7 separate regions of the Homo sapiens genome follow, and regions 1, 2, 3, 4, 6 and 7 are each linked to region 5. A link is a loop called in an ENCODE intact Hi-C map of the cell type or tissue named here. Cell type or tissue: mammary epithelial cell. All regions are shown on one strand. Region 1 has its middle 130 kb from the start of FSIP2. Region 2 has its middle 220 kb from the start of FSIP2. Region 3 overlaps LOC105373785 (a long non-coding RNA gene). Region 4 has its middle 170 kb from the start of LINC01473. Region 5 holds the start of FSIP2 (fibrous sheath interacting protein 2). Region 6 has its middle 450 kb from the start of FSIP2. Region 7 overlaps LOC105373781 (a long non-coding RNA gene).

Region 1 (4,000 bases), 130 kb after region 5:
ATCTTAGTGGCAAGCAAACGGGAGGGCTACTGACCCTGCCAGCTAGGGTCGTTCTGTTGGCTCAAATAATAGACCAAAGGACTAGCTGAGGAATTTAAGAGGCAGTTCTAGGAGTGAGATAGGTGTAGAGAAATTGATAAGCCATGCCCATTATCCTGGGTTGACCAGAAACTGTGCATATGCACAGAAGAGACTAGAGCAGATGCAAGCAACCCACTTATTTTGGGTCAACAGAGGCTGTGTGTACAAAGATGTGACGGAGCTCTATGAGGAACAAAAGCTCATGGAAAATTGAAAATGACCTATAAATATTTTCTCCAAATTATTTAGAGTATAATATTTTCATGATGTATCTGGCTATTCCAATATTGGGTTGAGAATATTTTGCCTCCCCAACAGGTTGCATGTGGAATGATTGGCTATAAAACAACCAATCCTTAATAAGAAGTTACCTGTTTTTCCTTGACTTGAAATAAAAGTGATATGTGTGGCTAATTAATTATATATAACAAAAATGTGTTCATTATATATTAAAATAAGTGTAATCCATACAAAAACATTAGTTTCATTCACTTACTTAGCTTTAACTTTTTATGTTACATTTTAAACATTTATAGAAGAATGAAATTATCCTTGGTAGACAGTCCAAAAACTGCTGCTCACAATGCCTTCATTAACTCTGACAAGAGAGGAAATGCCTGTTGTAAATAGTTGTACCATTCAATCATCACTGTTTTGAGTATCTATTTTAAAGATCTTCTCTGATTCAAACTGAGGCTACAGATCACTGGCTTTAAAGAACAAATGGGACTGGAAGAACCCAGCAAGTGCCAAGAATCAGTAGTAGAGAAAGTAGCCAATTACCCCACTGGTTAGATCGTAAGCAACTTGAAAATGAGAATAATGTATTTTTGACTTTTACATTTGTGCTATTTTTCTAGTGCCTAGGAGAGTGCCTTCCCAATAATTCAGAATTAAAATATAATTAGTGTAGTAGGAGCTATGCTATGTATGAGTAACAAAAATAGCTATAAAGAAAAGGGAAATAGGCAAATAAGTCATCCAATCTGATAACAACATAGAATTAGAAATGATACATATATACATATGAAAATGGATAAATTATGGAAAAAAATCTTATTCCGATTCTGAACATATGTTTCATTCAGTTTTATCCTTTATATACATCTGTACTTGACATTCATCTGTTTTTTCCACTGAAAGGTTTTTCTCTTTTGCTCTTCCTGCACAATTTTTAACCTACCTTTTAAGATTCAGCTCAATTAAAAAAATGCAAAATTGATAATAAAACTGACTAAAGTAAAAAAATGAACTTTTTACTATAGCATTGTAGTTCAAATAAAGTTTGTTTTTTGACACAAAACCATGTATGAAAAGAAATCCAATATTAAAAAATAAAAATAATATATTAAAAACACCAGTATTAGAACATTTATAAATTTAATTGTTTAAAATTTTGAAGAACCACCCTCAGTGAGTAAATACATATGTAAATAATTTTTGATTTCTACAAACATGAGAAAGTGAGTTGCTATATGTTATTATTTAAAATCCCTTGTAAAAAAAGAATGGTAGAATAAGAACAATAAACTTAAACTGAAATTCAAAATCAGAATTAATGATAATCAGGGTCAAAAGTTTGCAAAACTTTTGCAATAACTCATCTTGCATTGACATTTAGTATTTATTATTTCCTCACTTTTATACTTTTTTTTCAAAGCACAATGAAGGCAACACAGTCTACCTTTAGGAAAACTGTCAATCTTATGAAATGATTACTTAAAAATGATTCAAATGTTGCTGAGATCTAAATGCAGAAATTTTACCCCCTCGTTATGTCTACTTGCATATGTAGGATAGGTGGATCTAAACAAATATCATGGGATTATTCAATTTTCATTTCTGTTATGTAAATATTTTACCAGGATTTTGTTTAATAAGCTTCATTATTTTTGTATTTCAATATGAAATTACCATGATAGCATATTTAAAGTGATAAAATAGAAAAATAAAATTAAATACAACAGAAATGTAGTAGACAGTGAAAAATACTGTGACAAATAACTAAATGCTTTCTCCATAAACATACATTGCATGAGAGGAAAAACGACATATACTTTTCTTAATCTGGGTCAAATCATAGACTGCTACCATCAGCATATCACTTCCAATATTTGTCTGAATCATCACCATGATTTCTCAGTTAACTGTATGTGAATGGTATGCCCTCCTGTGGCACACAGTTGAGGAACACTAGATGAATATTAACCATGATGTTTAAAAAGTTGTAAGAGCAGAAGCAAGGTTTGTCAGTTTGTCAGCACAGTCGTATAACAACCTTTCCTTCATCAAGACGGATCAAATAATGAAATTTAGCAAGAACTGCTGTACAAATCCCTAAACTGTCAACCATTTGTGCTGTGAGCTAATGAAAAAACATGTATGCTGATCCTGATATGCTTGGAAGAAGAAATGCCAAAAAAAAACACTGTTGCAATTACTCTCCTGTTAATGACAAACCAATCATTAGTTTATAGATAACAAAATGTAGGCAGGAAAACTACAGTAATTAGAGGAATGTACTGGGGAAGGATTTAAGACTATACTTTGGATATAAATGTGTATTTTTAACTAAAAAGTTATGTTTATTGATAGGACAAGTGTAAAAAATATTTAAAGAGATTTATAAGCACTTTAAACTTCAACTAATATTGTTGCTGTAATGCTTTGTCAGGTAGATTTTATCAAAGGAGATATGTAGACACTAGTCTTTAATTATGAGTCAAAAGCATTTCACCACATAGCAGAATATGCCAAAAGGCATGTTAATTTGTCAGGAAGCCTCAACAGTCATATATTGCACATATATAATACAAACAGTAACCATAATCTCAATTTGTCACTAAATTTCCACAATATTTCTCCCATATTACAGTGAAATAGGATCATGTCTTCCATGGAATCTACTTTGTATTATTATACTTTAAGTCTACCATAATTTGTATTATGGCACTAAACATTGAAAATCAAAATGTAGCTTCTGTGCAATTATTATCAACAATCTTACTTTACAATGAATTTGCTGACATAGGATTTAATTATCTATGAGTGCACTGTTGTTATAACAATGCCTGTTAAAAAAAGGTTCTATGTAAAACTTTATTTTCTTTTCAGACCCCATCAATTGTTTTTACTGTATTTATGAAAAGCTTTCGTGGTCTAAGTGATTTTGACTCTTCTATTAAATCACCATACTTCTTAAAGATTGCAGTCCCTAATTCTTCTCCCACATTGGTTTTGTTGACCTTCATGGACGTCACCTCTGTTAGGTTCTATCCCCTGTTTTCTCTCATTGGTTTACTTCCCTATTTTCAAAAGTGTATTTTAAAATAATTTCCTAATAGAGGTTATATAGGTAATACATTTTTCAATCCCAGAAACTTTATTTCACCATCACACTTGAATGATAATTTACCTCAGAATTCTAAGGTTAAAATAATTTTATTTTTTAAATTTAAGTGTTATTCAGTGAACCCTCTCCATGTAAACACGTTTCCTCTAGCTTTGATTAATTTTCTCATATTTTCTATTTAAAATTTTGTTTAACTCCATTTTCTTTATTCTCTTTTTTTGAGTGGATCTTCTGTCTTTTAAATTTTCTTTCATAGTATATGTGCTTTTTGTGAATTCTGTGATAATTTAAAAATTTTTATATTTTAGACGTTTATTTTTTGAACTTAAGCAACAATTAGTAATACTCAAATGTATTTTGTTCTATTTCTAGTTTATTACTATAGAATTCTGACTTTTTATGGTTGCAATATGTTCTTTAAAATGCCAGATTTAAAAAAATAAAAAAATAAAATGCCAAATAAATTTATTTTAAATTTCACTCTGTTGCCAAAGTATCTCTTTCCTTGATGTCAAGCTTTCTTATCTTTTACTATATATACATATAATATATACAGTAAATATATAT
Region 2 (4,000 bases), 220 kb after region 5:
TCCAAAATCCAGCAGGGCAGTCAATTTTTTTCTTTTTTTCTTTTTTTCTTTTTTTTTTTTTTGAGATGGAGTCTTGCTCTGTCACCCAGGCTGGAGTGCAGTGGCGTGATCTTGGCTCACTGCAAGCTCTGCATCCCTGGTTCATGCCATTTTCCTGCCTCCACCTCCCGAGTAGCTGGGACTACAGGCGCCTGCCACCATGCCTGGCTAATTTTTTGTATTTTTAGTAGAGACGGGGTTTCACCGTGTTAGCCAGAATGGTCTCGATCTCCTGACTTCATGATCTGCCTGCCTTGGCGTCTCAAGTTGCTGGGATTACAGGCATAAGCCACTGCACCAGGCCACAAGGCAGTCAAATTTTAAAGCTCCAAAATGATCTCCTCTGACTCCAGATCTCACATCAAGGTCACACTGATGCAAGAGGTGGGTTCCCATGGTCTCTAGCAGCTCCAACCTATGACTTTGCAGGGTACAGCCTCCCTCCTGTCTGCTTTCACAGGTTGGCATTGAGTGTCTGTGGCTTTTCTGGGTGCACAGTGCAAGCTGTTGGTGGATCTACCATTCTGGGGTCTGGAGGATGGTTGCCCTCTCTTCTCAGATGAGGGGACCCTCTCCTCCCCAGTAAGATGCAGTGTGGGGGCTCCAATCCCACATTTCCCTTCCACACTGCCCTAGCAGAGGTTCTCCATGAGGGCCCTGCCCTTGCAGCAAATTTTTGCCTGGGCATCCAGTTGTTTCCATACATCTTCTGAAATCTAGGCAGAGGTTCCAAAACCTCAGTTCTTGACTTCTGAGCACCCACATGCTCAACATCACATGGAAGCTCTCAGGGCTTGGGGCTTCCACTCTCTGAAACCACAGCCCAAGCCGTACATTGGCCCCTTTCAGCCACAGCTGGAGTAGCTGGGACAAAGGGCACCAAGTCCCTAGGCTGCTCATGGCATGAGAACCCTGGGCCCATCGAACAAAACCAGTTTTTCCTACTGGGCCTCTGTGCCTGTGATGGGAGGGCCTGCTGGGAAGTTCTCTGACATGGCCTAGAGACATTCTCCCATGATCTTGGGGATTAACATTAGGCTCCTTGCTACTTATGCAAATTTCTGCAGCTGGCTTGAATTTCTCCCCTAGAAAATGGGTTTTTCTTTTCTAATGCATTGTCAGGCTGTAAATTCTCCAAACTTTTAGTCTCTGCTTCCCTTATAAAACTGAATGCCTTTAACAGCATCCAAGTCACCTCTTGAATGCTTTGCTGCTTAGAAATTTCTTCCACCAGATACCCTAAATCACCTCTCTCAAGTTCAAAGTTCCACAAATCTCTAGGGCAGGGGCAAAATGGCACCAGTCTCTTTGCTAAAACATGACAAGAGTCACCTTTGCTCCAGTTCCCAAAAATTTCCTCATCTCCATCTGAGACCACCTCAGCCTGGACGTTTTCATATCACTATCGGCATTTTTGTCAAAGCCAATCAACAAGTCCCAAAGAGGTTTCAAACTTGCCCACATTTTCCTGTCTTCTTCTGAGCCCTCCAAATTGTTCCAGCTTCTGCCTGTTACCCAGTTCCAAAGTCACTTCCACATTTTCGGGTATCTTTTCAGCAAGGTTGCCCTCTACTGGTACCAATTTACTGTATTAGTCCATTTTAATGCTGCTAATAAAGACATACCCAAAACGGAACAAAAAAAGAGGTTTAATTGGACTTACAGTTCCACATAGTTGGGGGGGTCTCAGAATCATGGCAGAAGGCAAAAGGCACTTCTTACATAGCGGCGGCAAGCAAATTAGGCAGAAGCAAAAGTGGAAACCCCTGCTAAACCATCAGATCTTGTGAGACTTATTCACTATCATGAAAATAGTATGGGAAAGACTAACCTCCACGATTCAGTTATGTCCCCCTGGGTCCTTCCCACAACACATGGGAATTCTGGGAGATATAATTCAAGTTGAGATTTCAGTGAGGACACAGACAAACTATATCATATAGTTTAGATAGATATAGTGAGATATGAGGGAGACATTGGTCAGGGATGTACTTAGAAGAAAAACTATCATTTAGACTTTATAAAATTACAAAACAATTACTGGGATGAATTATTAGCATAAGAAATAATGCACAAAAGGGTAAAGGGCTAAAAATTTATTAGAGTGTTATAGATTTAAAAGACCTTCTAAAATCCCCCAACTGTCTCCATACACATACACACCACTTACAAAGTTTCAAGTTTATTAGGGCAGGATATAGAACACATGGAATGTATGCTGTCATACAGAACAGATGATAATGCAACAGATATTTGTGAGACACTTTCTTGAGTTGTTTTCCATAAAAGTTTCCATGCTGTACACAACACTTTTCTGCTAGAATTGAGAAGGAAGCTAATTTCTTGTTGTGACCTGCCCATTTAAACTCTGGGTAATTTACCCATCACTGGAATAAACAAACAACGGCTCCTTTAACTTTCTCTAAGCCATGAGCCTCTACTGCCCCATCAAAGCAAACTCATTATGGATGAGAGGATGGAGAGATATGTAAAAGAAGTCAGCACTAATGCCTCCTAGATTATACTTCTGCCTCCAGATCTCTAACAGACTCAAAGCCTATCTCTTCATGTACAAACACTATGTGGCTGAGTGTACAGAATGAAGAGCTGTAATGGTTAAACAGAGAAGGAAGAAAGAGGACTTTCTACAGGAGGTTGAGACATTGCATTTAAATTATATCTGATGGGAGCTAATTAAAATTTTTGAGAAAAGTAAAGAAGGGATAAATTATTCAAACTTAAAAAGAAAAACTTTCTTTTTTTGGAAGCAGAGAAGACAAAATGGAAGAAGGAGAGATTATAGAGATTTGAGATCTCAGGGTGAGATGATAGTCTTAATAAAGAACACAGTAAATGAAGGGGAGAAAGATATGTGTGTGGGAGTATGAAGGAAAAATTGAATGGGCAACGGTCGGGGAGACATGACCACATTGGAGAGAGATTTTATTGATTATATGACATATTGGGAGGGCTATGGTGAAAGAGGGAGAAGAGCTGACAATAAACCTTGTTTAAAATATCACAGTCAGTACTGAAAACTCACATCCTCAATCTACATAATGCTGGTCAGATAAAGACCTCTTGAAATTGAAGATCATAAACAGAAGTTCATTTATTGGGTTTCAGGGCTGAATTTTTAAATACCTTTTATGAATAGTCTTTATATTGATGGGAATTGAACAGCTTATATTTGTCTTTGACAAAAATGAGTGGATTTGCTAGAATTTTATTTTCTGGAACACATTTATCCAACTCTGGAGAAACATCAGAGTTCTAGACAGGTTTCAATAGCAGTCTATAAATCATCAAATTCTCCTATGAAAAGTGTCTGAGCCAACTGGTTTAGCTTGTTGAATTCATATAATTAGAAAAGAAAAAAAGGTATAGGAAAGCCAAGTTACCCCATTAGGTTGTAGGTAGAAACAGAATAGTTGCAGAATACTTAAGACATAACTTATCTAGCCATTTACTTCTGACATATATGTTTGTTTTGTTATTTCTTTAATAGTCATTATCATTTGCATTTACATATGGAGGCTCATGAATATATATATTTACATATATATGACAAATTATTTCCTGATTCTCTTCCTGTTTGACCAGAACAGGATTTTTAAAAACTTTCGCCTGCTATCACCTTGAAAATGTGAGTATATAATATTTTCTTAACATTTCACAAATAGTGTAGAGTTAATAACTAGTGTACCTATATCTCTATTGAAATTCTCTTTTGCATCATGAAAGAGAACTCAGCTATAACTAGAATCATACTCCCTTTTACATCTCCTTTATGCATGAGGAATTAACCTAGGCCATCCTCTCCATATTCTGTCTCCCCATATATTTTGTTTCCTTGTTTAGAGTAATAAAATCATAAAATATATTGAAATTGAAATTAGGGGTGAAATGTGAAATCTTACTTAGAAATATGTAAACTGTATGATTTTTACCCTAGATTTGT
Region 3 (4,000 bases), 720 kb before region 5:
TCATGGCAAATGCAGGTACTTTATTTTAATAACATCATCACTGAAGCAATTATTAAAAGAATGTAAATTGCTGAAATTCTAAATGAAAATCGCTGAAATTCTGAATTGTTAAATTCTAAATTCTAATTTTTGTACGTGTGCTTTAAAGAGATTGCTCAGAGAATTTTTCAAGGTAAACTGAATAGATTTCTCTCTCTCCTTTTTTTCCACTGAGTTCAGAGCAGTGGTTTCTGCCAGATTAACCTAGATTTACTTATAGAATAGTAGACTTAAATAATAAATTATAATATCGATAATTATTTCAGAATCATTAAAATTAAATACATAAAATACTAATAACATCATTTATTAACAGAATGTTTGCCAGAACTGATGACTGAGTTTTTTTTGGAATATCATAGTTACTTTTTTTGTTAGACTCCTAATTAAAATCAAGTCATTTTTATGACAGATAGGAGGGATTCTTCACAATGTAAGAAAAGCAAAGCAAAGTGAATATTTTATTTCTACATTTGTTTTAAGGACGTATTTAAATTCTGAATATATTACTTTGTGTAATATTAAGCTGCTTTGTTATGGGATTCTACAGGCTAAGGGAAGGCATTAAGGAAAGCCATTGCCTTGTTTTAGGCTATCTAATCAATTACAGTAATGGATCCAGGAACTCAGCTTTCCTAAATTCCAAAATTCAAATACAGAACCCTTTATATTAGTGTGTTAGGTTTGTAATGTTGTACAACAAATTTCCACAAACTTTACTGCTTGAAGAAACAGCCATTTTATTATCCCACACTGCTATAGGTCAGAAGTCTGACCATGGCTTAGCTGAAGGTCCCAGAAAGCTAAAATCAAGATTTTTTTTAGCTGTCTTCTTGTCTGGAGCTCATGTGGTTGTGGCAAGATTTAATTTCTTGTGGTTGTAGTACTGAGGTCCACATTTCCTTGCTGACAGTCATCTAGGGGCTGCTTTCCACTCCTAGAGGCCACCTGCATTCTTTGCCCTGTGGCCCCCTCTATATTCAAAGCCAGCATCAGATAATCTCCCTGACGTGGAGTCCTCTGATGCTTTGAATCTCTTTTATCAGGAAGAACCTGTTTCCTTTTTAGGGCTCGTGTGATTAGGCCAGACTCTCTGCGATTGTAATCTTTCTACTTTAAGGTCAACTGATTTGGGAGCTTAATTACATCTATAAAATGCTTTCACACTAGCACCTAGATTAGTGTTTGATTGAATGAGAGAAGGTGTTTGTATACACCAGGGACTGGAAATCTTAGAATTCTGCCTACCACAACCAGACTGTAGATTGTAAACACCATTTTACTTAGAAAATACATAGACCTTTTCACATTGGAGTGGTTAATTCATCATTAGAGAGGGGCTTTATTCATTTTTTGGTGTTAATGCACCACTTATTTTCTAAGTAATTTTATTCATACCAATAGCTCACCAAAGAAAAGAATGATAAAAAATAATCTGGAATGACCCGTAAAAATAACTTGCAAATACAACTGAGGATTTGAGACCCCTAATCTTGCAGATAACCAACTTTTAAAAGCTTTTTTCTAGTACCACCTCGGAACTACTGGGAATTTATGTCAAAAACAATGTCACCGGAAAATTTCTCCAGTACTTTTATAGTCAGATTTGGGAACAACTGTAATCTTAATATTATCTTATTTTAACTTGTCTGAGGCCCCTATTACCTAGTAGTACAGCCACAGCTAAAACTTTGGTTTCCAGACATTCAGGTCTAATTCTTTTTATATTGCCTACTGTGCCTGGTCTCCCATCAGTGGGAGAAGAGAAGGCAAATCTACATCTCTCCAAAGATTGCTATAAATGGATACTAAAGGGCTGGCAAACTCTCACAACTACCTGTTACTGGTATATTTTAATTGGAGACTTTCTGAACTAGAATTCTGTTTCAGCTATCCATTGCCACAATAATGCTATGAAATAAGCAACCACAAAATAACATAAAACCACAAAATGACATAAAATATGCAGTGATTTTTTGCTTATGAATGTATGCGTAGGCTGGTTGGGTCTACTTAATGCTAGCTGGGCTCACTCATGGGTTTGTGGTCCAATCCTATTTGATTAGCAACTTAAAAAAAATTTAGTTTATTTATTTATTTAGTGATAGGGTCTTACTCCATCGCCCAGGCTGGAGGTGCAGTGGTGCAATCACGATTCACTGCAGCCTCGACTTCCCAGGCTCAGGTGTTTCTTCCACATCAGGCTCCTGAGTAGCTGGGATCACAGATGCATGCCACCAGGCTGACTAACTTTTTTTTTTTTTTTTTTTTTTGTAGGGACGGGGTTTCTCCATGTTTCCCAGGCTGGTCTCAAACTCCTGGACTCAAGCAATCTGCCCACCTTGCCTCCCAAAATGCTCCTCCAAAAAAGGAGTGTGCCGCCACACCCAGCCTGAGCAACTTTTGTTTTTAAGGTAAGCACCTAAAGATAAACAGTTTGGATTTTCATGAAGGAAGAAAGTGAATACTAGAAATTACAGTCTGATAAATGGATCATGAGCAAAATGTCGAGGGTCCTGTTAACGAAGCCATGCAGAGAGGCATAATTGTCCCAAGATCCATTCATACCAAGTTAGCCTTTCTTATGTCCACCTCCTTACCCCTTGCTATTAGAGGTTGAAAAAGAATATTCCATGCTGCAAAGTGCATGGTGTGGTGTACAAAAAAATCCTGACAAAGTTGAAATTTGTCTCTCCGATATGAAAAAGACAAAAGCAACTTAATAACCATAATGTTTTGATTGCATATAAACATATGACAACAATGATCATCTCCAAGATTAATTTGGATGTAGCCTAATGATCACACACCCTAATCATAATGTCTTTTCAGAGGAGAACATTTAAAGTAACAACCAATTACTTAATGATATTATTTTTGTCTCATGTTGATATATTTATTCAACAGACCTTTATTAAGTTCACTTCCTGGGAGCCAGACTGTGATGGATGCTGGAGATATAAAAATGAATAGAACCCTGAACTTTGAAGGTTCAATATCTAGGAGTGGTGTTAAAAACCTGAGCAGTTACAGCAATATTATAAGTGTTATCATAATCAAATGAATTATGTTGATAAAATACTTATAACAAATATAATAATAATAAATCTACAAAGGGCAACAGGAATACAGAAGAGGCAATAGTTAATTTTGTCTTGAAAAGTTGGAAATTTTGGAAAAAAATCCAAAAAAATAGGAAATAAGGCATGAAACCATGTAGGAACATTTTACTGAGTCTTGGAGCATGAATTGTAAAAAGAAACCTGTAACAGCAGGAAAAGGACCAGCCTGTGAAAAGTCACAGCTTGAGATAGATTTATGTACTCTGGCACTGGCAGATGATTTAGTCCTGCTAGAAAAATGATGTGCATCATGTGAGGCAGAAAGGGTGATGGGAGTTGTGGCTAGAAAGCAGGTACCAACAGTAAGCTTGTTAAAGAAATGGGCTTACCTAACAGTAACCTTGTTAAAGAGTTGGGCTGCAGATATAATAATGTTAAGATAGAATTACTGTCTTTGAGGACAAGGTAGTAGGTAGTAGAAGGGCCTTATATACTAAGGATCTTATTTTATCAGAAATAAGGAGCCATTACAGAATTTTAAGTAGAGGAATGACGTAGTTTAATTTCTGTTACAGAAACATTACTCTGACAGCAGAGAAGAGGTTGAGTTAGAGAAGAAGATGGGAGGTAGGGAGGATACTAAATTTGTGTAAGTGAGGAGTTGAACTAAAGCAGTGGAAGGTGAATAAAGAAGAGGGAGGGAAGGAGAGGTAAATTGAGTTTGGAAAATCCTCTAGTCTCATTAACTAATTGAAAATGGTAATATAATGGCGAGGAGGGAATCTCAGATAACTACTAGCTTTCTTGCTCAAGTGACTAGTTAGATGATGGTGCTACTAACCACGTAGCTGGTTATATACTCTACTGTACATAGGGAATCTTATTTTTGGTATAAAATA
Region 4 (4,000 bases), 520 kb before region 5:
TTTATTTTAAGACAGGTTCTCACTCTGTCACCCAGGCTGGAGCACAGTGGCCCGATCTCGGCTTACAGTAGTCTCAACCTCCCGATCTCAGGCCATCCTCCCACTTCAGCTTCCCAAGTAGCTGGGATTGCAGGTGCACACTACCATGCCCAGCTAATTTTTGTGTTTTTTGTAGAGACGGGTTTCACCATATTGCCTAGGCTGGTCTTGAACTCCAAAGCTCAAGCAATCCACTTGCCTTGGCCTCCCAAAGTGCTGAGATTACAAGTGTGAGCCACTGTATTTAGCCCTTATCTCTATGACTTTTGAGAGTGAATACTTTTTATAAATTTGGAAACATATTCAGTATATAATTTTAAAGGTAATAGTAAATTCTTATTAATCATATACTTTATGCATTATTTAAAAGATAATTAAACATTTATAGCTTGTTTCTTTAGTCAATTTGATTTGTAATTTCAGAAAACATAGATGCCTCAATTTCTAACTCTAAAGAAGAATGTAGTGTATATACTTACACATACATATTTTATATATATATATATATATATTTCCTAGCAGTGCTCCTCCTCCCTTCAGTATATTTTCTCATATTAAAAATCTTCACGATTTGTTCTTTACAAATATCCATTTAGACATACAATAACTAGATTGTGAAGAGCTGTCATTACTAAAAGAGATACTAGCTGATCCACAAGATAGGATAAATATAGTTAGTATAATTTTAATTATAAGCTTCTCTGATTTATTGTTATTTAAACCAGTTAAATAACATATATTTTCTTTATAAGATTTTATATATATATATTTTGAGATGGAGTTTTGCTCTTGTTGCCCAGGCTGGAGTGCAATGTCGTGATCTCAGCTCACTGCAACCTCTGCCTCCCGGATCCAAGTGATCCTCCTGCCTCAGCCTCCTGAGTAGCTGGAATTACAGGCATGAGCCACCATGCCTGGCTAATTTTATATTTTTAGTAGAGACGAGGTTTCTCCATGTTAGTCAGGCTGGTCTCTAACTCCTGACCTCAGGTGATCTGCCTGCCTCAGCCTCCCAAAGTGCTGATTATATTTTTATAATCAGCCCGGCCAAGATTATATTTCTATAAGATTAAATTATCTTTTAAAATTGCATTATGGGAATTTATAATGCTTATTGTTTCATTGTATTAATGACTGATGGAACAATATTCTATTTCTCTTAAATATTCCTCTTGTTTTTAACGAATAATTTCTAATAGGAAGTTAAGTTTGCATTAGTCTTTGGTTAGAATTCTCTGGTATTTATTATACTTAATTGATTTATGACAAGTATATGTAGTACCCTCCATCTTTTGTAGTAAGAGAGGTTCAAGAAAATCACCTTGAAATTACTGAGGTCACCCTTCCCCTATAGTCTGGGGAAAGGGATCATAAGATAAGTATTTTATATTTAGCTGCCAGTGCCTGGCTCAGTCCTCATGGAAGAGATTGCTATCCTGGGACCCTGGGGTTGAAATCACCACAACCAGTCTGAATGCAGTGCTGCTCTGGGTTGGCTGCCTGTACTAGGAGAGGGTTGCATAGGTGAAATGAGAGTTTAGCACTAAGAACAGCACCCTTAAAGCATCCCCAGGGACCACGATGCTCTGCATAGGAATAGATAGAATTTTATGAAAAAAGTCAGAGAGGAAAGGAATATCACTAGCATTAGGCTCATCCTCCTCCCAGACCACCAAATCTCTCTCACTGCTCACTAGAAATGACTTGAAAATATCATTTTGGTGAAATTTTCTCTTTTTTATTATTTATTTCAGTGGTCACTAAATTTCCTAGAAAGTGAAATTTCCATAGCAGATGCTTAAAAACCAGACTTGTTTATTGTGTCAAGTGAATTTTTAAGGTCAGTTAATTTCATCAATTAACCAGTCATAAATTTGTTTTGAAAAAAATAAGTATGTTCTTTTATTATGTTTTATTCTAAAAAACTTAAATTGGAATTTTGATGGTATCTATTAAAAGATGATTTACTACTGATTCAGGGATATTTCCCATAGTATCTTTAGGCAAGCAAAGCATGTTTTGATTAGAAAAGGAGTTAAGACATGGTTTCAAAGCGTTGGCCCAAACATCTATATTCCAGTCAACCAGAAGATGTCACTATTGTGTACAGAATGTGTAAAAGAAAAAAGTATACTGTAGTTACATTGTGTGTCTCCTAATCTTGCTAAATTTTCTCTGGAGTCTCATGAAGGAAGCACTGTCTTCAAGTTGACAGGCACTGAAAAACTACTACATTCATTGGATGGGTGTGCCAGTTACATTCCCACATTATTCATTTGAAAAAAAAATAATAAAACTACATTGGCAGAAAATATTCCAACTCAATAATTTTGTACAGTGCTAACTGGAAATTAATAACCATGCAATATATCTGTTTTGGTTCTAGCAACAGAGTGTGTCTATTATAAGTAAATTTAGCAGACATTAATTAAGAAAAATCAAACTGTTTCACAAATGACTTTGATTAAACTAATTGTTCACTTAAAGCAGAGAAAATAAACTGCCAAAATATACACTTTAACCTAAGATTAATGGATGTCACTAATAGAATGCCTTCTTAACACTTTCATCTGTTAAATCAGAGTTCTTTTTATAATGAGAGTGCTGTTGACACCTCTGTACTTGTTATGAGACATTTTGTAAGAGAAGTTTACTGCAATCTTTGCAAAATCCTTTATAGGCAAGGAAACAAGATTGGTGGGAAGCTTGTTTGTAGGTATAGAACTTTCCCAGATGTATTTACTTAAGAAGCAAACAGTGAAGACACGCAGATGTAAATTAGATCCCAGGTGCCATTAGCATGGTAATGTGGGCCAAACAGCTGGGCTTAATTCAGGTCACTGACTGGTTTGACCGGTAGGATGTCAAAGGCAAGGCAATTAGGCCGAATCAGGAATGTTTCCCAGTGAGTTAGTATGTATGTATGTATGTATGTATTTATTTATTTGGAGACAGAGTTTCACTCTTGTTGCCCAGGCTAGAGTGCAATGGTGTGACCTCGGCTCACTGCAACCTCTGCCTCCCAGGTTCAAGCGATTCTCCTGCCTCAGCCTCCTGTGTAGCTGGGATTACAGGCGCCGGCCACCAACATGGCTGGGTTTTTTTTTTTTTTTTTGAGACAGAGTTTTGCTTTTGTTCCCCAGAGTGGAGTGCAATGGCATGATCTCGGCTCAAGGCAACCTCTGCCTTCCTGGTTCAAGCAATTCTCCTGCTTCAGCCTACCAAGTAGCTGGGATTACAGGCATGTGCCACCATGCCCAGCTGATTTTGTATTTTTAGTAGAGACAGGGTTTCTCCATGTTGGTCAGGCTGGTCTTGAACCCCCAACCTCAGGTGATCCACCTGCCTTGACCTCCCAAAGTGCTGGGATTACAGGCGTGAGCCTCCATACCCGGCCTAATTTTTGTATTTTTAATAGAAATGGAGTTTTACCACATTGGCCAGACTGCCCTCGAACTCCTGACCTCAGGTAATCTGCCTGCCTCAGCCTCCCAAAGTGCTGGGATTACAGGTGTGAGCGACCGTTGACTGGCCTAGTACTTATTTTTTTTTCATGAACTGTTTTGTTATTTTGCCCTTCTCCTCATTTAGGTTCATTTTGACATCTACCTTTTGTCCATGTATTGATTCATTGAGAGAAAATGATAGGTTTTTAAATTTTTAAAAAGTACTCCCTTTTCTGGCTTAGTTAGTAAAAGCAATCAACTATTTTTTTTTAAATAGGGATATTAAAACTTAAAAGGCAATTGCAATTTACATTTAGCTAATGCTTATCAAGTGTTGCTTAATATGTACCAGGTACTATGCCAAGTGATTTACATGGAGTACCTCCTCCTAACATATCTATGAGGCAGGTTCTGTTATTATTCCTATCTTACATATGAGGAAATTGAAACACAGATAGGGTTAGTAAATTATCCAGCATTACTGTGCTAAAGAGAGGCAGAGCTGGCATTCAAAC
Region 5 (4,000 bases):
CAATGATAAATAAATTTACGTTATTTCTAAGCCACCCAGTCTATGGTACATTGTTATAACAGCCTGAACTGTATAAGACATTAAGCAAGTATCAAATACCAAGGGGTTCTATTTATTTCTGATGACATCATAGACATTAGAAGGGTAAGTGGGCCACTTAGAATTCTTTCTTGTAGAACTTTTTGCAAAACTGATAAAAGCAACCAGTCAACAAGAATGTACTAAACCTCCTTCAGCATTGACTACTTAGTCAAAGGCTGGGGAGGTTTGGGGGTAGGTGTGGTGTTAAGGACTAAAAACATGAAAAGGCTTAAGGGAAGTACACACTATAATCCAGTATGATTAACTATGGTTTGTGTAAGTGAGATCACACAAATCAAGGGCAACGTGAACTCTAAGCAAAAATAAGCTAACGGGGGGGCTATCACAGTTCAGAGAATCTTGATAGCTCAGATTCATAGACTGGGGAGAAGAAGACAAGGTATGCCAGGTTTGGGGGCAAAGTTGACAAAATACTGAAGTATTAGCATGGTATTTATGGGTAGGTGTGAAAGACTCAACTTGAAGAAGCTGAGCCTCTCTGGTTGGAGACAATGCTGGATGGAAAGGCTGGGGCAAATTATGGAGTCTCTTCCTCATTGAGGCAGGGCTTTCTTTCATTAAAGTAAGGTTAAAGTACTAAACATATTAACTCATTTTAAGTCCCACTGTTTCAGTTCTTTTTTTTTTCTTTATGTGTAAAATAGAATTCAACTCAAAACAAAATAATGTTTCCCGTGAAGAGAGTTTGGTCCAAGATACTGTCAGTTAAAATCGTAACATATCATTAAATGGCAGCTATCACTAATAACCTTTCAGCTTCTAAACATGTTTCTAAGTACATCAAATCTTACTATATAAGTATATATGAAGTTTTATTATAAGGAATATTAATATGGTACCGTGAATTGTTAATTAAGGACTAAGAATCTAAACTTTCTGGAATATGATTATGTCCAAACCATTAAGATGAAAGTGCTTCATATGCATTCTAAACAATACCTTCGGTCAGATGTGGGATTTTCTTTTTCCTGTAAATGTTGATGCAAATTCCTTTAATGAATTTTGTATGATGCAGCCTTTGAGTTAAACAGCAAGTAGTAAAGGGTAAAGGAAAGAAAGACGATAAAAACTTGTTCACCTTTTCACCGAAATTCGTAGTATAGAATACAGCATTGCTTCCTGGGATCACAGGCAGCTTGACCCCGAGAGGTAGGTCCAGTAGCTGAGCCGGTCCAACCCCTGCAAAGTGGGTTTTGTGCACGCCCTGTCAGACACAATTGGAGAGTTTTGTCTTTCCTTTTAGGCAGTATTAGTTTAGTTTAGACCAATCTACTTCCATTGCAACCAAAGACTCCGAAGAATTATACAATCAGGGTTCGGGGCATCCTGAAGTCCTCCCGTTTTCCCTGGTCACCAGCTCTCCTGGCGTCCCGCGCCTGCCAGTTGCGGCCGGTACAGTCCGAGCCACCGCCACCGCCCCCGGGCGCCGCAAGAGGGCAGCCTCCTGACGGGGGACAGTTGGGAGCCTCGCGACCCGTGTGTGGCGATCCCTGCCCCGCTCCCCAGCAGGCCTGCGGCCGCCAGAGGGCGACGCCGCCCAGCTTGCGGCCACTCACGTCTCTGCACTGCTGGGTGTCCGCGGCCAGGACGCTGGCGACCGTCTTGGTGACGGCGACTTTGGCAGGCTTGGAGCAGGCGCCGAGGTACAGCTCCATGGCCGGCACAGCCCCCTCAGCCCCTTCCTCACCCGCCCCGCTCTCCTTCTCTAGCACCCCGTTGTCCCTCTGTCCGGACCTGACCAGGAATGGCCAGAGCCCAACGACCTCAGCCCCGCCCCCCGCGTTCCAGGCTTCCAATGGTAGCGGCCCCAGAAGGGCGGTGGCCTCCTGAGGGGCGGCTCGCGCCAGCGCGTAGAGCGCCCGCAGAGCTGGGAAAATCGGTCCGAGAGGCCTGATCTGAGAGGACCACAGTTGAAACTTCATCTTTCTCTGAAACCATCACGCCTTAGCCAATCCTAACGAAAACGTATAAGCTTTGTTGGTGGGTAACTGGTTAATTTCCCCTGGCTTCCAAGGAGCCCTGTTCCGTTCAATAAAAATTCCCGAGTGATTGTTTTTGCCCATTCTACATCTTCCCCCATATAGACCACACCCCATCCCCAGGCTCCCACAGCTTCTTCCCACACCAGGTCCACAAGGCAGACGCGTTGGCTTCCTAAGGGGCTCATTGCCTTCCTCCTGCCTCTTCTGTCCCCTAGGTTTCCTTCTCCTTTCTAGCGCCCTTTACCACTCTCCCACTGCCTCCTCTCTGCTCCTGCAGCTTGATCCTATTTCCCTCTTTCTCCTCAACCATCCAGCCGAAATTTATAAAGTGCTTGACGCTTCTGGGCCAGTCATTGAGCTAAGCACTGGGCAGGACACAGCCGTGAGTAAAATATGGCCCCTGACTGTAAGAAGCTAACTAGACTGGGAGTATTCTGAGGGCAGAGACAGTATGTGTCTAACCCACCTGTTGTTTAGACTTAACTTCATACTTTCTTTGGTCCACTGCTGTTCTCTTTTATTTCTGGCCCGACTAGTAATAACAGTTACCATTTCTTCAGAATCTACTAACTTCCATATACTGTGCCAAACACCCTTTTAAACATTTATTTATTTTAGTAGCCTTATCAATAATTACTCTTTATTTTTCAAAGATTGAGGAAGACTGACAATTGCTGTTAAATGGTGGCTCCTGAGGCTGTTTTCTTAATCAGTGCACTCTGCTCTCTTTGTTGTAATTCCACACATGTGCTTAGGACTCTTAAATTTGAAATCTAAGCTTGGGATATAGTCTATTGCCAGCTTCCATATGGATATCCCACAATTGTCTTAAATTCAATCTACTCAAATCTCAACACACAACTTTCACCAAAACAGGAAAAAAAAACAAAGGCTTCTTCCTGCATTTCCTATCTCAGTGACAATACCAAAGTCTACCCAAGCCAGAAACTAAGGAATGCTTCTAGATACTTCTTTTTCCCCTTATCTCCCATGTTTAGTTGGTCCCCAAGTCCCACTAATTTTATCACTAAAATTAATTTGCCCGATTCTATCTACTCCTACTTTACTCTCCCGGTTAAGCCGCTAATCATTTTTTGTTTGTTTGTTTGTTTGCACCATTGCCACAGCCTTATAACATCTCCCTGCCACCATCTACCCCAAAAATCCATCTTGTATCAATTTGATCTTTGATGGCAAACTGACCATTTCTCTTCCTCACTTTAAACTCCCAACTGCCCTCAGCGCAAAGTGTGTAATGGCCTCTGTTACTTGGTCTCTGTATCAGTTTCTTATTGCCAGCAAATCACCACAAACTTAGTGGCTTAAATTACCACAAATATATTACCTTACAGTGATGGAGGTTAGTAATCCAAAGAGAATCTCACTGGGCAGAAACCAGTGTATTGGAAGTGCTGTGTTCTTTCTGGAAGCTCTAGATCACAACCTATGTTCTTGCCCTTTCCAGCTTCTAGAAGTTGCCTCTTCCTCACACGTTAAATCTGGCAATGTAACATCTTCAAACCTCTCTCTGACTCAGACCTCTGCTCCTTCTCTTCTACAATTAAAGAATCATTGTGATTACATTGGGCCCATCTAGGTTATCCATGCTAATTTATCTATCTTAAGATCAGCTGATTAGCAACCTTAATTCCATTAGCAATCTTAATTCCTCTTTGCTATGAAATATTCACATACTCAGTCTTGAAAATGAGGACATAGACATCTTTGGGGTACTATTATACTACCTCTCACAGCCCTGTTTTTGTCCATCTCTGAGACATAACTCCCCTGTACCACCTCTCAGAATTGAACCTCAAATGACACCAAACTGTTTGTGGTTAGTTCTCTACATGGGGCCTGCTTATTCATGCGTGATTCTGCATCTTTGTTTATGCTGTCCCCTCTGCCTGACAGCC
Region 6 (4,000 bases), 450 kb after region 5:
CAATTAGGTGGGCAATTTTAGAATAAGTGTGATGTGGTGCTGAGAAGAATGTATATTCTGTTGATTTGGGGTGGAGAGTGCTGCAGATGTCTATTAGGTACACTTGGTCCAGAGCTGAGTTCAAGTCCTGGATATCCTTGTTAACTTTCTGTCTCTTTGATCTCTATAATATTGACAGTGGGGTGTTAAAGTCTCCCATAATTATTGTGTGGGAGTCTAAGTCTCTTTGTAGATCTCTAAGGACTTGCTTTATGAATCTGGGTGCTCCTATATTGGGCATATATATTTAGGATAGTTAGCTCTTCTGGTTGAATCAGTCCCTTTACCATTATGTAACGACCTTCTTTGTCTCTTTTGATCTTTGTTGGTTTAAAGCCTGTTTTATCAGAGACTAGGATTGCAAACCCTGCTTTTCTTTGCTTTCCATTTGCTTGGTAGATCTTCCTCCATACCTTTATTTTGAGCCTATGTGTGTCTCTGCACGTGAGATGTGTCTCCTGAATACAGCACACTGATGGGTCTTGACTCTTTATCCAATTTGCCAGTCTGTGTCTTTTAATTGAGGCATTTAGCCCATTTACATTTAAGGTTAATATTGTTATGTGTGATTTTGATCCTTTCATTATGATGATAGCTGGTTATTTTGCCCGTTAATTGATGCAGTTTCTTCCTAGCATCAATGGTCTTTACAATTTGGCATGTTTTTGTACTAGCTGGTACTGGTTGTTCCTTTGCATGTTTAGTGCTTCCTTCAGGAGCTCTTGTAAAGCAGGCTTCACGGTGACAAAATCTCTCAGCATTTGCTTGTCTGTAAAGGATTTTATTTCTCTTTCACTTATGAAGCTTAGTTTGGCCGGATATGCAATTCTGTGTTGAAAATTCTTTTTTTTAAGAATGTTGAATATTGGCCCCCACTCTCTTCTGGCTTGTAGGGTTTCTGCCAAGAGATCCACTGTTAGTCTGATGGGCTTCCCTGTGTGGGTAACTCAACCTTTCTCTCTGGCTGCCCTTAACATTTTTTCCTTCATTTCAACCTTGGTGAATCTGACAATTATGTGTCCTGGAGTTGTTCTTCTCAAGGAGTATCTTTGTGGTGTTTTCTGTATTTCCTGAATTTGAATGTTGGCTTGCCTTGCTAAGTTGGGGAAGTTCTCCTGGATAATATCCTGAAGGGTGTTTTCTAACTTGGTTCCATTCTCCCTATCACTTTCAGATACACCAATCAGACGTAGATTTGATCTTTTCACATAGTCTCATATTTCCTGGAGGCTTTGGTCATTTCTGTTTACTCTTTTTTCTCTAATCTTGTCTTCTCACTTTATTTCATTAATTTTATCTTCAATTACTGATACCCTTTCTTCCACTTGATCGAATTGGCTATTGAAGCTTTCCATGCATCACAAAGTTCTTGTGCTGTGGTTTTCAGCTCCATCAGGTCATTTAAGGTCTTCTCTACACTGTTTATTCTAGTTTTAGCCATTTGTCTAACCTTTTTTTAAGGTTTTTAGCTTCCTCATGATGGGTTAGAACATGCTGTTTTAGCTCAGAGAAGTTTGTTAGTACTGACCTTCTGAAGCCTATTTCTGTCAGCTCATCAAAGTCGTTCTCCGTCCAGCTTTGTTCCATTGCTGGCGAGCAGCTGCGATCCTTTGGAGGAGAAGAGGTGCTCTGGCTTTTAGAATTTTCAGCTTTTCTGCTCTGATTTTTCCCTATCTTTGTGTTTTTATCTACCTTTGATCTGTAGGGACCAGCCCTACAGGGCCTGTGGGTTTTTCTCCTCATGTGCGGCAACGAGAGATCATAGAAATAAAGACACAAGACAAAGAAATAGAAGAAAAGATAGCTGGGCCTGGGGGACCACTACCACCAAGATGCGGAGACCAGTAGTAGCCCTGAATGCCTGGCTGTGTTGTTATTTATTGGATACAAGACAAGGGGGCAGGGTAAGGATTGTGAGTCATCTCCAATGATAGGTAAGGTCACACGAGTCACGTGTCCACCAGACAGAGTCCCTTCCCTGTTTGGTAGCTGAGGCAGAGAGAGAGAGGGGACAGCTTATGTCATTATTTCTTCTATTCATTTCTTGGAGAGATCAAAGACTTTAATGCTTTTGCTAATTCTGCTACTACTATCTAGAAGGTAGAGCCAGGTGTACAGGGCGGAACATGAAAGTGGACAAGGAGTGTGACCGCTGAAGCACAGCATCACAGGGAGACGTTTAGGTCTCTGGATGGCTGCAGGTGGGCTTGACTGATATCAGGCCTTCCACAAGAGGTGATGGAGCAGAGTCTTCTCTAACTCCCCCTGGGGAAAGGGAGATTCCCTTTCCTGGTCTGCTAAGTAACCGGTACCTTCCCAGACACTGGTGCTACTGCTAGACCGAGGTCTGCCAAGTAAAGGGTGCCTTCCCAGGCACTGGCGTTACTGCTAGACCAAGGAGACCTCTAGTGGCCCTGTCCAGGCATGACAGAGGGCTTACGCTCTTTTCTGGTCACTTCTCACCATGTCCCTTCAGCTCCTATCTGTGTATGGCCTGGATTTTCCTAGGTTATAATTGTAGAACAGAGATTATTATAACATTGGAATAAAGAGTAATGCTACAAATTAATGATTGATAATATTCATATATAATCATCTCTATATTCTATGTCTAATATAACTATTCTTAAGTATTTTCTTTATTATACTGGAACAGCTTGTGCCTTCAGTCACTTTATTATACTGGAACAGCTTGTGCCTTCAGTCTCTTTATTATACTGGAACAGCTTGTGAATTTAGTCTCTTGCCTTGGCACCTAGGTGGCTTCCTGCCCACATCGGTCTTTGATGCTGGTGACTTACAGATGGGGTTTTGGTGTGGATGTCCTTTTTGTTGATGTTGATGCTATTCCTTTTTGTTTGTTAGTTTTCCTTCTAACAGTCAGGCCCCTCAGCTGCAAGTCTGTTGGAGTGTGCTGGAGGTCCACTCCAGAACCTATTTGCCTGGCTATCACCAGAGAAGGCTACAAAACAGCCAATATTGCAGAACAGTAAATATTGCTACCTGGTCCTTCTTCTGCAAGTTTTGTCCCAGTGGGGAACCCATCTGTATGAGGTGTCTGTTGACCTCTACTGGGAGGTGTCTCCCAGTCAGGCTACACGTGTGTCAGGGACCCAGTTGAGGAGTCAGTCTGTCCATTCTCAGAGCTCAAAAACTGTGCTGAGAGAAACACTGCTGTCTTCAGAGCTGTCAGACAGGGATGTTTAAGTCTGCAGAAGTTGTCTTCTGCCTTGTGTTCAGCTATGCCCTGCTCACAGAGGTGGAGTCTATAGAGGCAGTAGGCCTTGCTGAGTTGCTGTGGGCTCCACCCAGTTTGAGCTTCCCAGCCTCTTTGTTTACTTATTCAAGCTTCAGCATTGGCAGACGCCCCTCCCCCAGCCAGGCTGCAGCATTGCAGGTCAATCTCAGACTGCTGCACTAGCAGTGAGCAAGGCTTTGTGGGTGTGGGACCCACCAAGCCAGGCACGGGAGGGAATATCCTGGTCTGCTAGTTGCTAAGACAGTCGAAAAGCACAGTATTTGGGTGAGAGTGTATCGTTTCTCCAGGTACAGTTTGTCACGGCTTCCCTTGGCTAGGAAAGGGAAATCCCCCAACTCCTTGTGCTTCCCAGGTGAGGCGACACCACGTCCTGCTTCGGCTTACCCTCCGTGGGCTGCATCCACTGTCCAACCAGTCCCAGTGAGATGAGCTAGGTACCTTAGTTGGAAATGCAGAAATCACCTGTCTTCTGCATCAATCTCGCTGGGAGCTGCAGACCGGAGCTGTTCCTATTCGGCCATCTTGGAAGCGACTGAAACCTTAACCAATATTTTATATACAGTAAAATGCAAACTCCTTGTCAGTTCTATGAGTTGTTAAAAACACTTTTGTCTAAATATCACCAAGGTCAAGATATAGACTAATTCCAATGTCCCCTTAAATCTTTTGTCCTTTTAGTCAAACCATATCCCCACTGATCTA
Region 7 (4,000 bases), 530 kb after region 5:
GTTCTGAGACACAGACACAGTTTAGTGTAGGGATGTTTATTGGGGTGTTCTTAGAACGAACCAATGTGGAAGGGAGGGTACAAAAGGCAAGATGGGTGGTGGGAAAAGTTCACTGATCTGACAGAAAACTCTGGAGCTAAATATGGGCCCAGCATTATCCTGTGTTGAGCTAAATGGCCAGACTTTGATATCCTTACCTTCTTTGGTCATTGGATTTGAGCTACACTAAGACAGGCATACCCTTGGGTGAGGCCACTCTGCAGTTGAGGCAGTCCCAAGAACTGACAGCCGAAACTTCTCTGCTGACAGTATGCCCAAGGGCTGGAGAAACTCTTCTTTCCTACCCGGATGATCTGGGTGTCAGAGCTCCATGCCCATCACTGCCATCCCTTGTGCCTCATGGATTCAACTCCTTTTATACCTTTATAAAGCAGCTTTTTCAGGGTTCTTACAAAATTCTGGCAGACCTGTCTTTCTGGGAGAATGTTAGAAGAGTTAGATTATTGGCAAGTAGCAATAAGATTATTGGGAAGAACCACTGGAGATGGTCTTGGGAACATAACTGATACTCATCATCTCTTTACTATTTGTTCTAAATCACCTTTAGCCTTGGCAACCACTTCTACTTGTCATAGCTAAATCCTTATCCATCAGTGATCCAAGTCCCTTGTCAACATCCTCTTCTCAGGCCAGGAGTACTGTACCTGTTCATTTGTAGTTACATTTGCTCAAGGAAATAAGTACCAAGAGACATCCAAGCAGATCACCTGGGTTCAAAACATATTTCTCCCCGCCTCCATTGTGAAAGCAGCCCTTCCTCCTTCTGATAATCAGGTTCAATTATTCTTACCGATGTGGTGATTCCTCTTTTTTAATCTTCTGCACCACAGACAGAAGGATCCCAAAGTGCCCCTGCAGCAGGCATAGGCTGTAGCTCAATAGTGTTCTTGTTGTGTCTCCTGGAAAAGGTGGTCTGCCTTTAGTGACCCAGGCCTCTAACATTGTAGAGCCCAAAGTTGTAGGAATAGGAAGCACAGATCCCCTGAGAAGGTCACTGGGAGTGATAGTAAGTGTAGTTAAATTTCCTATTCCCAAGACTCCTGGGGAAGTAGGAATATTTGATTAAAATTATATGCTTTATATACAATATAGTGTCTTGTGGCTCATCCTTGTTATCCTCTCAAGGTATCTTCTTCCAGGTGGCGCTTCAGCTGTGCCCACAGCAGATTGTTGCATTGTTTTAGCTGGTTAGTAGCTCCTAGTTGATGGAGAATGTGATACAATCAATCAATAGAACTAACAGACATGAGCACACATCTGTAGTTCCTCTTCTCTAATAGAGATTCCATGGTCTGACATAATGTTATGTTGGATCCTATGACATTTCATAAGCCATCTAGTTGTGAAATTGCTGCCTTTCAAACAGAAGAGGAAAATTCATACCTGGAATACATGCCTATTACAAGAACACATTTCTAGCTCTTTCATTTGGAAAGGACCTATGTAGCAAGACTAAAATGTCTGACACATGAATGGTTGTAATTGATGCTATTATTTGGATGAGTTTTCTCAACTAGTCTTCTCAACATAGTCCCCCACCCAACTCAAATCAGATGTGAGCCTCTTTATTTACTACTAATGAAACCACTGGCTTTCACACTTAACTTTTGATTGCCTGTTAATTGATCTCAGCGTTTCCCTATTTACTTTTTAGCATCTGTTGATCTTAGTAGTAGCCACTGCATTTTATTGTCCTTGAAGTTACTATTTACTTTATGTTTCTCAGATACCTAATATATTGTACCACCTTGACTATCTTTCCACTGGTGTACCATCCTAAAGCTCCACCCATGAAAGTTAACCAATTGCACCATCCCTTTCTGCTAGGAGCTTTGAGCAGTAAAACAGAATCTATGTCACCAGATGATAGTTCATGATCTTACTGCCAAATATTACCTTATTAACCTATATACCTGACTTCTCTTAGCATCAACTGTGGTATTAAACTCCACTGAAGCAAATCCTTCAGTGGAGTTTGGATAGAGGAAGGAAATAGGGAGAAGTCAAGTTGAAACGAGTCCCTACATGATCCTCTGCTGCCCCCATGAGGAATCCTGCTACTAACAGGGCTCATCAAGTGGGCTGCCTCAGGAAAGGTGAGGCCACTCTGAAGATGAGATAACCCTGAAGAGGCTGACAGCTGAAGGTTATCTACTGACAGTACTTCTATCAACTGCTACACAAAGTCCTTCTTAAAGTGTAGCCTGTGCAGCACCATCATGCCTATTACAGACAACAACATGAGAAAAATATCCAGCAAAAATGAAGAAATATCAATAACGATGTCTAACATTTTTGTGTCATAGAGATTGTACACAAACATTGATTCTCTCAAACTTCGTAGTTAGGAAAGACCCATATTTTTATAATGCTTTCACAGATAAAGAGGTTCAGAGAACTCAGGTGACTTTCTGTAGAAGATAGATACAATAAGTATTGAAGTTAGAATGTGCTAGCCTTAGAACATGACAAGAAGGGATTCTTCTCTGGGCCCTGCCCTTCAGTAAGTCTCTAATACTGAAACCACACAAAACATAATCTAAAAAATACACATGTGCACTTTTGTCACTTGGAATCTGCTGCATGATACTGATACAGTGCACCCTGTGACCTTAAACATCTACTCTCATGCCTACCTCGCACATGCCAGGACCCAGGAACATGCTTCTCTGTGTCCTTTGAGCAATGTCCTCAAAACAAAAGTTGACTGTATCTGAATGCCATAAGTCCCACTGCTAATTTTCAAGGCAATCACTTAGTACAGTACTCATAAACATTTTACATGGCTATTGATAAACATTTATTTATATAACTTAAAATTTTATTCATACATTTATAAGTAACACATGAAGCCTGATACCAATTATTATGTTGCCAAATAGAAAAATATTTAATGGTAGAATTGTAAATAAATTCATTTTTAGATATTTCATAATTTTAAATTAAATTTACAAATAAAATTTATTTGAATACATTTTACATTTTATTAATTTAAATTTAATAAATAACATTTAATATTTAAAGAAAAATAACTGCTTAGAAAATATATATACTTTAATTTTAAAATTTGATATCCAAATTTTGGATACTTTAAATACAATTATTTATCATTTATGATTTAAGATCATAACTGAATAAAATACACATTATGTGAAATTATTTCTTATAAGAAATAATGACTTTGTAAAAAGAAGGCAATACAAATATATTTTGTTACAAAAATATATTTATGAATTACATGTCTTCTATACTCATCCAAATCTCATTGTCCCATCAACATAACATCCAGGTGTGTAGGATAATAATTCAATTCATTCATCCTTGATGTGTTGCCTTTATGTAGTTTTATTGAAGACAAACTTTATATATTTTAATGCTGTAGTTAATAATAATGTTTATTGTAATGGTTAGTTTTGCATATTAATTGCTAAAATATGGTACCTACTTTCTTGATCAGACTTCAAATAGGCTTCATCCAATCAGTTGAAAGCCTTAAGAGCAAATATCGAGGTTTCCTGCAGAAGAAGGAATTCTGCCTCCAGATGTCTACATAGAAATTTGGCCTGAGTTTTCAACCTTCAGACTTAAAACTGAGACATCAACTTTTACCTGAATTTCCAGCTTGCTGGGGAGAGATTCCATTTGTTCTATTTCTTTGGAGAAGCCTGAATAATATAGTTATATTTCTTGAAACAGGATATAGAACATATTTTATGTAATGCTTGATTTTCTTGATTTATACTTTTAAAATATTTGGGCATTTATTAAGAAGGCTTTTATTTGTACTTTTGTCATAGGCTCCACAATAAGAGGGCAGGATTAATATTAGAACTGTATTAAAACATTGGGTTGGAAAAAGACTACCTGCCAGAAACTATAAATGAACCTGTGAATACTAGCTTGAATATAAACGGAGAAGTTTCCTGACAAATTATATATA

Evidence for each region. Peaks named below come from ENCODE experiments on the same cell type or tissue, not always from the same donor. Only the 100,000 strongest peaks of a DNase experiment are listed, where the experiment ranks them.
Region 1: a loop joins it to region 5, with 10 times the contacts of the local background. A loop is called at or near these places in 4 of 110 quality-filtered maps.
Region 2: it touches region 5 in a loop (21-fold over the local background); 4 of 110 quality-filtered maps call a loop at or near these places.
Region 3: it touches region 5 in a loop (7-fold over the local background); 9 of 110 quality-filtered maps call a loop at or near these places.
Region 4: a loop joins it to region 5, with 22 times the contacts of the local background. A loop is called at or near these places in 11 of 110 quality-filtered maps.
Region 6: it touches region 5 in a loop (16-fold over the local background); 11 of 110 quality-filtered maps call a loop at or near these places.
Region 7: a loop joins it to region 5, with 29 times the contacts of the local background. A loop is called at or near these places in 7 of 110 quality-filtered maps.

What each region holds. Positions count from the first base shown.
Region 1 is chr2:185,607,251-185,611,250 of GRCh38, reverse strand. No RefSeq gene overlaps it. Among named protein-coding and RNA genes, the nearest start is that of FSIP2, 130 kb to the left of the region's middle. In mammary epithelial cell, a CTCF peak has its summit at 2,247; no DNase peak of the experiment used is centred here.
Region 2 is chr2:185,520,284-185,524,283 of GRCh38, reverse strand. No RefSeq gene overlaps it. Among named protein-coding and RNA genes, the nearest start is that of FSIP2, 220 kb to the left of the region's middle. In mammary epithelial cell, no CTCF peak of the experiment used is centred here; no DNase peak of the experiment used is centred here.
Region 3 is chr2:186,455,168-186,459,167 of GRCh38, reverse strand. It overlaps LOC105373785 (a long non-coding RNA gene), which reads left to right. Exons shown (of 2, transcript XR_001739147.3): 2 at 2,317-3,166. Among named protein-coding and RNA genes, the nearest start is that of ZC3H15, 29 kb to the left of the region's middle. In mammary epithelial cell, no CTCF peak of the experiment used is centred here; a DNase peak (open chromatin) is centred at 2,077.
Region 4 is chr2:186,254,878-186,258,877 of GRCh38, reverse strand. No RefSeq gene overlaps it. Among named protein-coding and RNA genes, the nearest start is that of LINC01473, 170 kb to the right of the region's middle. RefSeq lists an enhancer at 2,536-3,192. In mammary epithelial cell, a CTCF peak has its summit at 2,128 (motif pointing right); no DNase peak of the experiment used is centred here.
Region 5 is chr2:185,736,652-185,740,651 of GRCh38, reverse strand. It overlaps FSIP2 (fibrous sheath interacting protein 2), which reads right to left and starts at 1,848. Exons shown (of 23, transcript NM_173651.4): 1 at 1,659-1,848; 2 at 1,181-1,306. The coding sequence starts at 1,757. FSIP2-AS2 (FSIP2 antisense RNA 2) reads left to right here and starts at 175. Exons shown (of 3, transcript NR_110217.1): 1 at 175-273. RefSeq lists a silencer at 1,447-1,716. In mammary epithelial cell, a CTCF peak has its summit at 1,594 (motif pointing right); a DNase peak (open chromatin) is centred at 1,591; H3K4me3 peaks cover 963 bases.
Region 6 is chr2:185,289,676-185,293,675 of GRCh38, reverse strand. No RefSeq gene overlaps it. Among named protein-coding and RNA genes, the nearest start is that of FSIP2, 450 kb to the left of the region's middle. In mammary epithelial cell, a CTCF peak has its summit at 2,445 (motif pointing left); a DNase peak (open chromatin) is centred at 2,435.
Region 7 is chr2:185,206,573-185,210,572 of GRCh38, reverse strand. The region is part of intron 2 of LOC105373781 (a long non-coding RNA gene); the gene reads right to left. Among named protein-coding and RNA genes, the nearest start is that of FSIP2, 530 kb to the left of the region's middle. In mammary epithelial cell, a CTCF peak has its summit at 2,102; no DNase peak of the experiment used is centred here; H3K27me3 peaks cover 208 bases.